Linked DNA regions of Mus musculus: region 1 is linked to region 2. The links are chromatin loops, found by intact Hi-C in ENCODE. Cell type or tissue: heart. All regions are shown on one strand. Each heading gives the region's core, and the rest is flanking DNA. Links, peaks and the distances in the headings are about the cores only. Region 1 holds the start of Gm25081 (a small nuclear RNA gene). Region 2 overlaps Nek6 (NIMA (never in mitosis gene a)-related expressed kinase 6).

Evidence for each region. A loop is a pair of places that touch in the nucleus more often than their neighbours do. Peaks named below come from ENCODE experiments on the same cell type or tissue, not always from the same donor. Only the 100,000 strongest peaks of a DNase experiment are listed, where the experiment ranks them.
Region 1: a loop joins it to region 2, with 2.0 times the contacts of the local background. A loop is called at or near these places in 4 of 42 quality-filtered maps.

Annotation. Positions count from the first base shown.
Region 1 is chr2:38,477,308-38,485,639 of GRCm38, reverse strand. The region is part of intron 2 of Gm39799 (a long non-coding RNA gene); the gene reads left to right. It overlaps Gm25081 (a small nuclear RNA gene), which reads right to left and starts at 5,299; the gene lies at 5,195-5,299. It also overlaps a transcript of Nek6 not described here. In heart, for the core only: a CTCF peak has its summit at 3,340 (motif pointing left); DNase peaks (open chromatin) are centred at 899, 2,169 and 4,319; H3K27ac peaks cover 1,018 bases.
Region 2 is chr2:38,542,444-38,550,775 of GRCm38, reverse strand. Nek6 (NIMA (never in mitosis gene a)-related expressed kinase 6) reads right to left here. Exons shown (of 10, transcript NM_021606.3): 2 at 105-223. The coding sequence starts at 194. Among named protein-coding and RNA genes, the nearest start is that of Gm35808, 13 kb to the right of the region's middle. In heart, for the core only: no CTCF peak of the experiment used is centred there; DNase peaks (open chromatin) are centred at 3,865 and 4,305; H3K27ac peaks cover 4,885 bases.

The DNA.
Region 1 (8,332 bases), core at 35-8,034, 65 kb after region 2:
GTAAACACAAAGGCCTGCAGGGTGTGGCATGTGTCCTTGAATATGAGGCCGCCTTGGTAAACTGTTGCAAATCTCTATGTATTTGCTGTTATTAGCTTGGACCCAGGTGATGAGACAGTACAGTAAATGCATGTGAGATCCTATATTGATTGTTGGTCTGTAAGATACAAGCATGTCACTGTATGTGTAAGTAACTGGGACACACATATATGTGTACGTTTACATATGTGTAAGCCTCAGTACTGAGCCTGTAGTCTCTGTGATGGCTGGCAAACATACTGACCTCTCTGATACATGTGAGTGCATACAATACATATATGCTGTCACAGCTGCCTAGACAGGTCACATGGTCTTGGGCCCTGTCTCAGTTCATCCTGTGTCATGTCCCTCAGTCTAAGCAATGTAGCAGCAGCTCTACTCTGAGCCTCCGTTTGCCCAGTGTTACATAGAGGATAATGTTGGGCTGTATGAGTTTCCAGGTTTCTCCTGACCTGGTGGCTAAAATGACCTCTGCCTGGACTCTGTACAAAGAGGAACAGAGATACTAATTCCAGGATATCTGTAAGCAACCACTGGAGACATTGTTGCAAAGCAGGACAGCCACTCTCTGCTCTGAAAGTTGTTTCAACAGCTGCCCCTTTGGGAGCAGGGCTCTGGGGCCATTGCTGAGCAAAGAATCCACCTGCAACCCCTCCAGGGCTGGTTTTCAAACCTTTGTTTGAGTCCCAGGAAGATGTGGACATGGAAGAGGCTGCTTGCTGCGTGACGCTCTGCTCCCTTCCACGATATCCTCTCTCCCTGCTGGCTTTTAGTTTTGAAGAAGTGAAACGTGTCCCCTGTCCCAGAACAAGCCAGTGGGGAAGGACTTCCTAGGAGCAGGCTTTCTAAAAAAAGCTTTGAGGACCTAGCGCCTCCTCCGCCTCCTCCGCTCTGTAGATACAGGACCTCAGAGTCCTGCCTCTGACTCTCCAGAACAGGCTGGCGATGGAGAAGGGGAACATTCACGGGCAGAAAGAAAACACCTAATGCTCGCTGCAAAAACCAGAGCCAGTCAGAAGAACCAAAGCCGCTCTGAATATTTCAAAGTGGTTACAATGTGGAGAAGGACTGAAAAGCCAGCAGCTAACACTGGGGCAGTTTGGTTTCCAGCAGTTGAAGAAACTGCTTCTACTCCAGAGCTGGGTGTAAAGGGAGCTGGGGACGGCTTGGGGCAGTCTTGACAATGTTGACAGGGACCACACGTGGAGCTGGAACTTTGGGTGGATGGGTAGTTCTGTAGGAGCTGAAGCCAGAGAGCAGCTGGTGTTGGGAAAATGGCTCCAGCACACCTGTCCTTTCAGGGAAGAGGGTGGGCAGTAGAACAGGAGAGAGATCGGGAGAGAGGGACTGCTCCCCTCCTCTCGCCCACACCACCAATCTCCTTCCTGTTAACCCAACACAGCAAGACACTAGCTGGTGAAGAAGCCTGGGGGAAATCAATTTGCAGGGAATGAGCAGACCTGCAGGCCAGCCAACAGGCAGCACCCTGCTCACTTGCCCATGAAGTACCTCACAGAGCCAAAGAACTGGAAAAGCAAAAACAAAAACAACTGCTTGGCAGTCCCATAGGACTCTGAAGATGGTTGATTTCTCAATGGGCAGAACACCCCCCTCTCCAGTGCCTCGTGTCCCTTCATGGCATCGCCACCATAGTATAACAAACCTGGGCCAGGTTCCCTCTTTCTGCTGCAGTTGAAAGCTCTGGAGCAATAGGAAGCCAAATGGACTCTTCCAGGCCCACAGCTGGAAGAAAGCAGAGGAAGGGCTCAGACAGATGGGAGTACTCTCTAGCCCCAAGCCCCAAGCCCGAGAGAAAGATAGTCAAACTCTTGTGGTTGGGTGGTGTGTGTGTGTGTGTGTGTGTGTGTGTATGTGTATGTGTGTGTGTGTGTGTGTGTGTGTGTGTGTGTGTGTGTGTGTGTGGTGGGGGTAGGAGCAGCCTCTGGGGTAAAATTCTGAGAAGGACAGGGTTCTGAATTATGTCCCAACAAAGTGAGTGACATCACGTGGATGGAGAGTGTGTAAAGAGGAAGCCAAGACTGGAGCAGAGGAAGCTAAATTTGCTATGTAATAGCCAGTCTTGAGAGGAAAACATGACTCTCTTATGACTCCCAACGCCTCCTTAGTGCCTGGGATGAAGTCTGAACACAAGCTGTGGTGGGGACAGGCCACACTGAAGTACTCTGCATTAAGTAGTCCTCCAGTCCTCAGAAGAGGGCATAGAGGGCATGAGGGTAGGCAGTCAAGTTTGTCTCTGAGCTACTGCAGCTAGAGAGAGGCAGAGCTGGCCTTCTAAATCGAGAAGTTCTCAGCAGTACACACCCTGACCACTGCCTATATTAGCTGACATTTCTGCCAGGTGGCCACCAGGCACCAGACCTTGTCACGTAGCCTCCGAGACCTGCCCCTTTGAATCCATCTGTCCCTCCTGCAGACTGTGTCTAGCTTCCGTCCTCTCAATATCTCTTCAGACCCATGAGGAAGAGAAGGTGTCTCATACATTCACTTCTCTTAGCTGAAGATTCCGGTGTCTAGAGAGGACAGGGAGGTGACTTCAGGTCTTCCCTGTCTTTCTGGTGCTTCTTTCAATCCAGTCACTTTCGGCATTGAACAGTCCCAGGTGCCCCCATGGCTCCCTTCAGCATCACTTCTGCTTCCCGTCTGTAGGAGGCCTTTGACTTGCTGTCTCCACAGAGTTTTCAGTAGCTTAAAAGACCCCAAGGGGCAGCTCAGGCCTTGCTGAGAGCAGGAGGCCTAGACCTGAGGATCTAAGAACTCCCCTCTATTGCAAAGCTCATTGCAATGGCAGGAGAGGTTCTGGGGCTTCTTAGTGAGACACCACCCACACAAGACAAGCCCTGGCTGTATGGTCAGAGGTCCTCATCAGCTAGGCAGACTTGGCACAGAGGCAGCTGGGGCTGGAGTTTGAAGCTGGAATTGAATCTTTTACACTCCCTGATGGTCACTAAAGAGACTCACCTGCATCCATTCCTTTCCTGATTATCCAATCTCTCCTGGATCTGTTTATAAAAAGAAGTGGGGCCAGGGGACAGAGCCATCAGCAGAAAACCTCAACATCTTGAAACTCTGGAAAGGAGAAGGGGTGAGAGTCGAGGCAGTGTCACAGTGTACCACCATGTCAGATCTCAGGCATGCAGCTCTTCAGTTTTGAAAGGCTCTCCCCATCACACACCTCAGGATTTTACTCTGTAGTTCAGGCTGACGTCACACTCACAACCTCCTGTAACTCAAACTCCAGGGAAACTGGTGCCCTCTTCTGGCCACCATGGGCAACTGTACTCACATGAACACACCCCTGCACAGACACACTCACATATCCATCATTAAAAGTAAATTTTAAAAAGATTAAAGCTGGGAATATTCAGTGGTACCGTGTTTGCTTAGCATTTGTGAGGCCCTGAGTTCAGTCCACAACACTGGGTAGAGAAGTAAAACTTTTAGAGGATTAAATTATTTTTAAATAATTAAATTATTTTAAAATAATTTAAAAAATTATTTAGAGGAATAATAGAAAACCCCAAACAGTACAGAAGCTGTGTATGTAGTTTGGTAATATCTTCACACATCTATCAGAAATATTTACAAAGAAATGCTTCCTCATTTCAATTGGGCTTCTCCTCTTCTTTAGAACATTCTGTAGCTCCCAGCTACCCCAGGGATGCGTGACCAATAACAGTAGCACAGTCCTCTTGCTACAGATGTGTGACCCACCTCTGAGGGTACTGCCCAGGCTCCCATGGAAAAGGATTGTGCCTGGCTAGACAGCTTAGCTGTGCAGCTTTGATGTGGCCTGCATTCTCCTCTTGGAGACTTACTGACTGTAGAACCAGGAGGAGAAGTGCGTTATTGTCTCTGGGCCTTGGCTTGCTCACCTGTAAAATAAATCAATGGATCCTAGTATTGTTTCTGTAAGGAACTGATGACATCATCCTTGTAGAGCATCTCTGGCTCCCTGTAAACATGAGGCAGCCAAGATTCACCAACTGCCACAGTAAGCACTATGAGCTATGATTGGAGTCTGTGGTTGCTTAATCCTGCCTCTGTCTGTGTGTGAGAGTGTGTGTGTGTGTGTGTGTGTGTGTGTGTGTGTGTGTGAAGAGGACGAAGGCAGTGCTCTGAAGACAGAAAGAAAAAGAGCCCTGAACACAAGCTCTCAGGTCCGCTGGGCCCAGGCACAGAGCAGCAGCCTTGCAGGGTCTGCTGTGCCCCAGCTTGGTCTCTGTGGTGCAGGCTGCAGTTTCCGCCTCTCACTGCTCTGCCCACTCCAGTTTCCAGCCTCCACTTCCTTCCCCTTTACAGACCACGCAGGCCTTTCAGAGGAAACCACTTCTTATTTTAGCTGAATCCTTGGACAATCCCACCCACAGGTGCCCTGCCCCGTGGGATAGCCCAAAGCAGGTGAAAGGCTGGCTCTGTCCCTGGGGCAGCCATCGGGTACTCTGTTCTTGGCAGGATCAGGAGGCCTGGCCTTGAAGCAGGGAGATGTGGGTTCAAGTCCAGCCCAGACACCCATTGTGTGATCTGTCATAAGTTCCTCCACTTTCTAGGCCCTGTACATGAGTACACTAGGGACCCTGACATTAGAAGAGCCTAGGGCTAGAGGTGTCTACCACTCCCCTGGGATCCATGGTGTCCCAGCTGTAATGTGCTGAATAAGTTTCCAATCTTTGAAAGCTACTTCTTTCTCTCTCTCTCTCTCTCTCTCTCTCTCTCTCTCTCTCTCTCTCTCTCTTTCTCTCTCTTTGGGACAGGGTTTTGCTGTGTAGTCTTGACTGTCCTAGAACTCAATCAATAGAACAGGCTGATCTTGAACTCTGAGATCTTCCTGTCTTTGCCTCTCCAGTGCTGGGATTAAAGGTGCCACCTGGCATGAATCTCCAACTTTTTGATGTTACAAGACAAAGTTGTCATCTACAAAGTTCTCAACTGAGAACCATACAATCAAGTTATTCTCTCTCTCTCTTCCCCCTCCCTCCCCCCTCTCTGTGTATATGTATGTATATGCACATATATATATATATTAAGAATAACAAAATAAAAAAAAGACTATTAACTTGAGAGGGTGTGATGGAGGGTGTGGGCGGGGTTGAGAGGAGGGGACATGGGAGGGATTCGAAGGAAAACAGGTAAGGGGAAAAATATGGAACATTTCACGAATTTGCGTGTTATCCTTGCACAGGGGCCATGCTGCTCATCTCTGTATCATTCCAGTTTTAGTATATGTGCTGCCTATATGTGCTACCTATATGTGCTGCCTATATGTGCTGCCAAAGTGAGCACAACATCCATTCTTCCCATAATGTTTTAAATAAATTTACCATTCTCTGTTGGGCTTTCTGGGTTTCACTGATAGCTCTCCTGGGGTGCATGCAGCCTGTGGCCTGTGCTCCGGGACCTCCTGGCTCAGCTGAGCTGACGGCGGCTTGCTTGGAGAGCCTGAAGCTTACGCTTGGATTGTCCAGCTTTGTTTTGGTTTGGGTGCTGGGGACTGAACCCAGGCTTACACATGCTAAGCACATGCTCCACCACTGAGCTCTGCCGGCCCCCCTGGAGTGTCATCTCTAAGTTCATCCAGTGCTGGGTGGGGGAAATGCAAGCTAAAAATAGAATGGCCATATGACCCAGCTATACCACCGCCACATATACCCAAAGGCTTCCTTTCCTGTCGCAGAGATACAATCATATTTATTGTGGCTCTATTCACAATAGCTGGGAAAGGGAACCAGTCTACTGATGAATGGAAAAAAGGAAACATGCTGAATCCACACAATAGAGTCTTATTCAGCTGCAGAAGGGACCACAATCATGTCATTTACAGGGAAGTGACTAAAACTGGAGACCATCATGCTAAGCATGGTAGGGAGCTTAGGCCAGCCACGGAGTTCCAGGTTCCATGTTCCCAAAAGTGAGAGTAACTGAGGAAGGAACTTGACACTGACCTCTGGCTTCATTTGTACACACACCACATGCATACACATGTGCACACACATACCTACACAGGAACGTGTGCATACACACATAGCACCCATATACTATACACAGACAAACAGAGACAGATAGACAGACCACACTCACATGGGGAGGAGGGTGATGCATGTTTAGCAAAGGCCTATGCAATGGAAGATTCCTGAGGCATGAGCCTTTTCCAGAGTCTTAGAAAGTCTGTCTCAAGTGCCTCAGGAAACAGTGGGGAAACCAAGGCCCAGGGAGCTTAACTCTCAGACGGGGTGAGTGTTGAGTTTGGCTTTGACTTAGGTCAAATGTCAACACCGTGTCTCTCTTTGCACGCTGAACAGTCTAAGCAGCCATGCTTAGGGGAGAGAGCATGGGTGAGGACAGCAGAGGTGGAGATCCACAGAAATGGAGAGATAGTCAGAGAGAGAAGAGACACCAGCTGGAGAGACAGATGGAGACAGGGAGAGGATGGAAAGAAGCCTGGGGACTGGGTACAAACACTGGACAAGAGACCCGAGTGAAGCTTGGTGCTGCCTTCTCTGCCAAGTGTCACATAGACCTGGGTTCTCTTCTGGACAGCTGTGTAGACACTCCCACCCATCGTTCCCTTCCAGCAACATGGAAGGGTAGACACTGTCACCACCCCATGTGCTAGACGGAATAACTGAGACACTGCTGAGCAGCTGTGAGGAGCTCAGAGTTGGTGGGGACAGAGGGACTCACACCTACAGTTACTGTGCCACCAGCTGACTGGAAGCCAGGAAGTGTCACACTTGGGGCCCACCGGAAGTCTCTAAGAAGGGAGGAAGGAGTTCAGAAACCAAGCCATACCAGGTAGGATTCAAGGGGATTTTCCAGATTGACTGGAATTCAAGGCAGAGGAACCAGCGTATGAAAGCCTGGGGGAGAGAGGTGGTGGGTGGGATAGAAAGAGGAATGGGATTCTGTAGATATAGTTTGGGTGTCTGAAAGTATCACACATGTCCCTGTGTCTTTCCATTCTATCCCACATCTGTCCATGAGTACATACACTCAACAAGGACAGGGAACCATAGCTGATTATGTGTGGCCCATGACCCTTGATTCATCCTTGGGTCCAAAGCCCTCCAATGGGTTATGTTCTCCTCAAAGAAAATCTTCCTAACTTGGTCCTCAGTCTTCTACTTGCCTGCTTGGTTTTCTGTGTCATCAGCGAGCATGCTCAGTTTCATGCAGGGCTCACCTAGAAAGATGGGGCTTCGAGGGAGAGAGGAAGGGAAAGCGGGCAAAGGGAAGGGAAGGGGAGAAGAAAAATGATCCACACTTAGTACCCACTGCCTGTAAGCCATTCCTCATGTGCCAAACCCGTTAATCCTCCCAGGAGCCTTTTGAGATAATTGCTCCTATTATGAACTCACTTTACAGATGGGGAAACTGAGGCACCAAGGGGCCCACCCAGGGTCCTGTAGCTAATAAGAGGCAATCTCTTCTCAAAGCCTGTGATGCACACTCTGGGCATCCTTATGCAAGGGAGAAGGTGGCAAGGAGGAGTTAGCTCAATACAGAACAGACAATAAGGGCTGTAAGAAGGCACCTACATGCATGCGTAGCTAATACACATGTATGTACACAATGTGCATATGTGTTCATGCCTATGGATGTGTGGGCATGTATATCTGGGCATCCACTAGCTTACACACACACACACACACACACACACACACACACACACACGGTGCATTTTCAGTCATATAGGCCTGTCTACCCAAGGGTGTACACATAACACTCACATTCATAAGGCCTCATGCACATTGCCACTACAAATACAAATTGGTGGCCTGTTTGAATTCTTTGCTTAAAGAAAACTTGTGACTGCATTAAAAATGTAGGACATATTGGCCAAATAATTAAAGCGAGGAGTGAGGCAGTGGGACTTCCCGCCACTCTCTCGGGGCTGCCTGAGCTGGGCTGTGCACGGCAAGGCTTTGTCCTATATATCTGAAGAAGAGGCACTTTATTACAGTAATTTATCACCCCCATAAATGTGGCTCCTCGGAAACGCAGAATAATTTGGGAAGAAATATGTTTTAAAAATTAAAAATGCAGTCGGTGTGCCCCCGTCAGGTCTGTGGGGAGGCATCTCGGCAGCTCCGGTAACTGCCCATGTAGCTCTAATACCTACAACTTCCATTATTTAAAGTGTGATTATATTTTTCCTGCTTGGAGCTTTGTCAGCTATAAATAAAAGATAAGGGTGAATTGTTGCGGGGCCTAGTAAGCACTTCCATTATTGGTACTTAAGGGGGCTTGGGGACGGAGGGAACTGGCCACGGTGGGA
Region 2 (8,332 bases), core at 314-8,313:
GCATCCGGCGCCATGTCTGTGTGGCAGGCTACACAGCTCCCTACAGGTAGGAAAGGTCGAACAAAGGATCCTCAGTGTTCTGGGACACAAGAGAATGGGCTTACCTGTGGGTCTGGAGGGGGTGCAGGCCCCAGTGCATGGCAGAGGTGGTTTGGGCTCCCTCCATGAGGCATGTGGCTGGGCTGTCCTGCCATCCTGCATGCCAGCCTCACGAGGTCACGGACTGCAACAGAAAATAGGAACCTGGTCACTTTCTCCTCCTAGCCACCAATTTCATTTTACAGATGGGAGAGCAGAGGGCACAGATGTCACTCTGCTCATGGTCACCTAGCTCACAAGTCACAAATACCACAGAGGGTACTCTCTCTCCATGAGGTTGTGCTGCTTCAGTGGCTAGGACTGTCCACTGGAAGGGGGGCACAGAGGTACTCTGCAGGGAAATGAGGACTGTCCATTCCAGACCTGCACGGAGGCCCGCATCACTTACTTTCTTTTTGCTGAGATAAAACACCATGGCCAAAAGCAACTTTTAGAACTAAAACAGTTTATTTTGGCTTATGGTTTCACAGTATGGTTAAGAGACCATACTGGCAGGAACAACATGGCTGCCAGAACATGGAGCTGAGAACTTGCATCCTTTACCACAAGCATGAAACAGAGAGAGTGAGCTGGAAGTAGGATGAGGTTAGAATCTGAAACCAGCCCTCAGTGATGTACTTCTTACAGCAAGGTACGCCACCTAAACCTCCCAACAGCAGCACCAACCTGAGCCATTGTGGGACACTTCTCACTCAAACTCCCATAAAACCTCAGCTTCCACCCTCACTACCAGACATTTTTCTACATCCTTTCGATAGCTCTGTTTTGCTGTCCCCAACACCCCATATAAGCCCAATGGGCAACCTTAGTGGCCAGGAGAACCGAGCCAGACTCTGGTAGTACGTAGCAGACATGGTAACACTGGAGGGTGCACGTTCTTGTGAACCTCCAGGTAGGTTAGCTCTCATGGCCAGGACTGACCTGATGATGCCCATGCCATGTGCCCAATTATGAGCAGAAGTCAGTCAAGTGTCTCCCTACTCCTGGGAGAGTGTCTTCTACTCCTGGTGCTAGAGGCAGTTTCTAGCTTCCCCATCTCACTGGCCTCTTTGTGGCAGAAATCAAGGCTGACATGCATGGGAGCTTTCTGGCTAGGGAAATGATTCTCTTGTGTGGGAAAGCCTGCATATACCCCGTAGTATGTCTTTAACATCTTCCGAGGGCCAGGCTTGGACTTGGGCTCCTACAAGGCATATAGAAGGCATCAGTGTAGCTCAGTTAAGTAGGAAAACCCTGAAGCATCTACAGACTCACTCTTTGTGTCCCAATTCTAGTCTGAACTCCAGGGGGTGCTGACCCAGGCTCCTGAGCAGCTGTACTATATATAGTTCCTAGAGAGCCAGAAGCCCCTATGAATCATGAATGACCTTCCTAACATCTCAAGGGAATAAGCACACAAGCTGGTCAGTCCTGTCTCACATTTGTGTAACCCACATTGCAAGGCTAAGAGACTATTTGAACTAGCTCGTTTTCTGTTACTATACCAAAATGCCTGAGTCTGGACAACTTTATAAAGAAATTTTTTATTGAGCTCACAGTTTTGGAGATTCAAGGGCCCGATCAGCACTGGCAGGAACCTCTGCCAGGCTAATATTACACTGGCAAAGACTCTGGGAAAAAAGAACAGATCCCGTAGCCAGTCAAGAATCCAGACAGTCAGACAGTCAGGGCTCAGACTTGAACTTTTATAAACAATTTAACCTCATGAAAAATAATCCTTCCTGGAGGCAGTGCCCCTGTGACCTAATGACCTCCTACTAAGCTCTACCATTTAAAGGTCCCAACATCTCTCACTGCAGTAAGACAGGAATCAGCACCATCGCTATTGTTAGAACGGATATCCTGCAGATCTGGTCGGACTGTAAGTCACTCCACGACCCCTCTAAGTCACCAGCCACATCAACCAGATGCCAGATTTGTTTGTAGCTTCCGGGTACACTAGGGGTACCTAGTCCACTACAGCAGGCACCCTGGCCTCCAGCGTCATTGTTCCTGTGCCCCTGGCAGCCCTTAACCTCCACTGTCTCTGAGTGGGCGCAAATGTGTGTGTGTGTGTGTGTGTGTGTGTGTGTGTGTGCATGTGTGTGGATGCGTACATGTGTGTGCAAGTACATGGCAGAGGTCGACATGGTGTACTCATCAAAACCTTCCCTTCTTTGTATTTGGTTGCCAGGGATTGAACTCAGGTCCTCATGTTTCTCCCCAGCCCCTCACTGATCTTTGAGGCATTTATCTATTCCACAGTGCATAAAATCAAAAACAGAAAGTGAGGCCACAGGTCCTCTGCCAAGCCCAGCACAGCTCATGTGGATTTCTACTGTCTGTGACATTAACCACCTTTGATGTGGCTTAACCTCACGTGTGGAGATACACATACGTAGTCTCTGACTGAGGGTACACTGCATCAGGGCAGGTCTCTCCCTCCCTGAGTCCCTCTGTGCAGGCCTTACAGGGGATGCAAATGGGCCCAGATGCTCTCAGAATCTTCCATCTTCTCACGGTCTGGCTGAGTAACCAACTACAGCATCCCTCCCGTCTCCCCCCGCCCCCCAGAGTGACATGGTGGAGGAGCTGGGTACAAAAAGCCCCAGGATAAACAGATAAGCACGGAGAAGCTTCCTCAGGCACTGTTGTTACTCAGGGGGAAAGCCTGTGACAACAAACTGGGCATAAGAGTGAGCCCGATGTAAAATGCGCATGAATTTGAAGAGGAAGCCAGAGGCTCCCGCAGGCTTAGCAGCTGATGCGGCCAACACCCTCCACATCCCTCAGGGTGACATGTTCACCGTCCTCTGCCCTTAGGGGGACCTCTGGGAAAAAGATGGAGAACTGTCTTCAGGAGAAGGTTCCATCTTCATCTTAGAAGGCTCCAGAATGGGCCTACAGGCTGCCCTGTCCTGGGCATTCATGTTATCTGTTCTGCCTACCTGACTGACTGGACTCTGTCTCTGAATTCCCCTTCTCTCATTCTGCCTCCAGCCCTCAGGTGTTTGGGGCTGAGGACTGGGGGTGGGGTGGGGTGGGGTGGGGTGGACTGCGTGTGAATCTGCACTCTTTCACAAACTAACTGGGACCTTGGGCAAATCTCACTGAGCTGCCTGGCAGCTCTTTAGGAAGGCCATGCCCCTCCTGGATCAGACCTCCAAACAGCTATATGGACCTTACTTGGGGTGCCAGGACTATGACAGGGGGCCCAAGCCACCTCTGAAGTAACAGATAACAATGACAATTGTTGCATGGGCCCTTAATACGCCCTTCATCCTGTATACTTTAACGTGACCTCATGAGCTAGAGGCTGCAATTGGGCCACTGAGCAAATGAGGCACGAGGAGGTTGAAAGGCTCGCATGGACAAGCAGTGAGGCCAAGATTTAGACCTAAGGTGGCATCCTTTCCTGAGGCTATCACACTGTCATCTTTTTCAGTGGCACTCTGTAGACTGAGCCCTGTCTCCACGCAAGAGCCATGATGTAGGGCCAGTGCGCAAGTCTGGGGGCTGTGGAGCACCCTTAGGGCCAGTGGTCACAAGGGGTCTTTGGTCCAACACAGGCCACTGGGCAGAACCTGCAGAGGCACTGTGTTCCAGATCACACCCAGCTGCTGTCCACATTTATCTCTTCTAGCAATCCCCCCCCTCCACCCCCATCCCGGGCATCCAATCAGTGACACGCAGACCCACGCAGAACCCAGTAACACCTGCCATGCAGAGCTCCCCAGGGTGGAGAAGAAGACAGCCCAGCCTGACAAGCACCAAGGGGAATGTTGCAGATGGAAGGAGTCCAGCAGAGAATGGGGGAGGGCCCTTCTTAATGGGTCCGCGTCTTCAAGGCTTTGGGGAAACTCATAATAGGTAGGGGAACTGAGGCTCAAAGCCATATGCCCAGTAAGCCACAGATGAGAATTTGGGTCCAGACTTCAGTGTCCCTCCTTTCAGGGCTTTTGGTCCCCAGGGAGTCACGGCAGAGCAGGACTTAAGGAGAGCTGCATTCTGTAATACCCAACCTCCGCACACTGCACATTTCTACAAAAACCCGGCTTCCTCCAGAGTCAGATGCAGGTAAGGGCATCTGGAGGGAGACATGGAGTGCAGGGACAGAGCAGAGGTACAGGCTTTGAGTAATATGGGGAGTCTCCTGGCCCAGTCACCCTGGGGATTCCGGGATCCTCCAGCCCCTGCCAAGCTGCACAACAATGAGTCAGTGGCTGCCAAGCCCAAGCCAGGGGTCAAAAATCTGTGGAATGTGACCCAGAGCCACAGGCCTCGCCGAACCATCTCAGACTGCTTTTCCTCTGAATCCGAGCAAATGCTTGTGCTCTGAGGTGCTGTGCCGTGTGCACACACCATGTGACCTCTCACCTAGGCTCCTGGCTTTGGTGTAGAGAGCAACAAAGAGCTGTGACGTGTGCACCAGGCAGCCAGAGATGACCCTGGAACAATGTAGGGTTCAAGAGGGACATGCTAGAGAGCTTGATTGCTGAGCTAAAATGTTACCCCATTTTCCTACAACGAGAGCCTGTTTCCTAACATGGCAGCCGGGTGAACAAGCAGATGGACCTCTGAGAGTATCTTGGTGGGTCATACATTCAGTGGAAAGTGTCAGAAGTTCTGGCCACTGTGAGCATTATTTATGCAATGCTCACAGAGTAATGGAGGGTAAGTGCCTGCACTAATGGTATCCATGGGGGCTGAGGTTCAGTCAGGGACACACACTTGCCCAAAGTCATACTGCATATGTCTTCCTTCATGTGAACTGTGCCCACTCTGCCTGGCCTTGAACTAAGCTCTCTCTCACATGGCAGGAACCTAGGGAAACAGAGGAGGCTGGAGGCTGAACTAGGTTGGATTTGAAGTTCCAATTGGCCTTTTTCCCAGGACTGCCACCTGAGACTTGCCTCCCAACTTCTGGGGACTTAATCTTGGGGTAAGTTCTACCTTTATCTACCTTTATTGACCCTCACAAGGCTGGTGGGTCCTAGACACTGTCTCTGTGAGAGATGACTGTGCCCAGAGCAGATGTGTCTACCTAGATCCTAATGACAGAAACCTAGTTTGGGTGCCCACTACCCAAAGGGCAGCCTAGAGTTGGAGGCCCAAGGCCAAGCAAGGAGACATAGCAGGTCCCAGCTCCTGGCCACTTATGGGGTCAAGCTTATACAGCGTCATCATTAGCCAACATCCACAGGTCTTTACCCTCTCCTAAGATGAGGTGCCATTGCCCCACTGTGCAGATGAGAAACTGAGGCTCCAAAAAAGACCATGACTTGTCAAAGTAACCCTACAAAGTGACCAGGGTACCACCTGACCAGCTTCTCAAAGCAAGGAAGAAGGCCAGCTGGTGAGAGGCAAACTGGAGTGCATGACATATGGACCAGTTATTGGGGAACTTGATAGTAGCTTGGTTGGTACTAGGTATACTCCATGTGACTGCTAAAATCCACATGCAGAGGAGGAAATGAAAGTCAGGTTGGTTGAGTGACAGTCCAAAGTTACACTGACGGCAACAGAATCAACTGACACTTGAAACCAAGTCTTCCTACGTCCATCCGCACAGCCTTGGAAGAGCACACAAATGCACGCAAGGATTGACTGAACGAGTCCAACCCCAGGATGTAGCTATGGCAAAGTGCATTCTCCCAGCTGGTGCCCCTTCCCTTCTCCGGTTAAGCAGATGTTATTGGGTTTTCACTTGACAGGAAACAGTCAGAGCTCAGGCCAGAATTCTGAGAGCTGGTTAGGCTAGAAAAGACACAGATGGAGTCTGGTTTCCAGACTGGTCCTGTGTCCCTCTAACCCTTCAGAATCTCTTCCCTCCAGACCACACATACTCAGACTCTGTAGCTCCATGGTCAGTGGACACCTGGCTTCTCTGAAAGCATGTCACAATGAGGTCCGACACGGGCCTCTTTCTCACGCAGTGAGGGCCACCCTAAGGTGGGCTTGAGAGACATGGAGCCAGTTTCCTAGAGCACAGGGTTTCCCACTTTCTTCTCCTCTCCCCTCCCTTTCCCTTACCTATTCCCTCCTTGCATCCCTGCCCAATGTACTACCTTTATGTTCCTCCTGCAAGCCTAGGATTCTTCTGAGGTACTCTAGACCCAGCCACACCCTCACAGACACTGCTCAAACTAGCTTAAGGCCTGCCCTTTCTTTGTCCCCATCTCAGCCAGAACTAGGCTCCACCCAAGCTTCACCTTCCCTCACAGGCCTGAGTGGTCTTGTAGATTTTGTCTCCCTAAGTCTCCCTCCCTCAGGTCCCCTCCTAGACATAACCCTTCCCAGATCCTGTAGTCCCCAACATCCTTGGCCCTACCACTGATTTTTGTGTGTCTTCTGGTATGCAGATTGTGTACACATATCCAGAGACCAGAGGAGGCCTTCCTTCCAGTGTCTTCTACTCTGATTCGTTCCCTGAGACAAGGATGGTAGCCAGCAAGTCGGAGCCATCCTCCTGCCTCCTTCTCCCCAAAGCCCCAACTTGGGCTGTGGTTATAGGCCTAACTATACACGCAGAGCTTGGTGTCTGGGTGTTGGGATCTGAACTCACACAATATGTGTTCTTACCCGCTGAGCAGCTTCCTCACCCTGAAGGTATTTCTTAACAGTCTGCAAGGTTTCCCAGGCAAAGGCCGCAGGTCAGAGTGAGGTGTTCCCAAGCCATGCCCAGCTGGCACTAGCCTGCCCACTACAATCCCACCCTCCCAGACCCCTGCACCGCAGCTGCACTACACAGCCTCCCTGCCCTTCCATAGCACCCCAGTCTTTCCAGACTTCTCCATGTACCAGCCTTTGCCCAGAAGACCTATCAATGACCTCTTAATTCACAAAGTCACACTCACTACCAGGTCAGGTCTCTGGCCTGCCTTGGGCTCAGGTATTTGTGGGATCTTGGGCAAGTGTCATCCTCTATCTAAGTTCAAAGTTCTGTAGAAAGAAGGGGCATCCAAACTTTCCTAGGAGCTCTCTAAGGATATAGTGAGCAACTGGGTAGCAGCAAGGACAACTTTTCCTGTCCCAGTATGACAGGGTCCACACGGATTTTCCCCTAAAACCAACACTTGGGGACACAGACTGCTTCCTTTGTCATTACATCTGTTTCTGAAGCTAGCTGTCAAGAGTAGAAACTGACCATAGGGTCATCTTCAAGCTGTTAGGCTGTGGGAGGCACAGAGGTCCTTATGCACACAGATATGTACCAACGGAACCAGGAATGCTAAACACAGGGGCTTAAAAACACAAAAGCAGACATGCACAATCTGTTATCTGCTCAGAATGCAGGTGGCAGATGTGGTTAATAGCCTGGTGGCCTCTGCACTGTAGAACCACATCAGATGCTCCTCGCCCCTTATCCTGAGCTGGTCAATCTACAGAACCCACCTTTATTGAAGATATCACATGTACTTTACAAAGAGTTTCCATGCAGTCATGTCTTAAGCTTTATTGTGCATGCAGGATTGATTTAATTATCTATCACCAGGAACATTTTCACCAAATTGTGCCATGCTTGAATACATTTAAGATAAACTACTTGGATCAGACTCTCACAGTTTGAGTCAATACTGGCTACTGTCAGGTTGAACCAAACTGCCTTCTTGCCTCCAATTGATTGTTACTCTGCTAACCGTGGTGGTTCACAGATACCAACCACCAGTACCAGCACCAGCACCAGCACCAGCACCAGCACGCCTTGCCCAGGTCTGGCACAAATGAGAGCTGACTAGATACATTCTCACTGGCGGGTGGAGAATCTCCCCAAAGCCTTGTAATCCCTACAGCCAAAGGTCAGACAGAAGTTATCATTCAAAACCTTCTACCACACAGACACAAGCTCCCAGGACTTGTAAAAATCAACACTAGTTCCTAGTCACATTTCAGTTACCTTTCCTGGGTAACAAAGGGACGCTAATGATCTCACTCTTTTCTCAGAGGAAGAGTGAGAGGGTGGAGTCCCACGTGGGGGGGGGGGTGCTGGTTTAAACTACTCAAGATAAAGCTGAGATCTGCTAAATGTGTCCTATGCACACATCCCCTCCTGTGGCTGTCTACAACCCCCATTTAATAGATGAGGAAACTGAGACACAGGGAAGTTAGATGGCCTATCAAGTTGGTAAGAATGGGAATTGTGTGGTCCCAGCCCTGACTCTCTTTGAAAGTCTAAAGTGATCTTTGGAAATCACCAGGAGCCAGAAGCTACCCCAGGCTTTCTAAGAAACTTTCCACCTCAGTGACTCCTGCT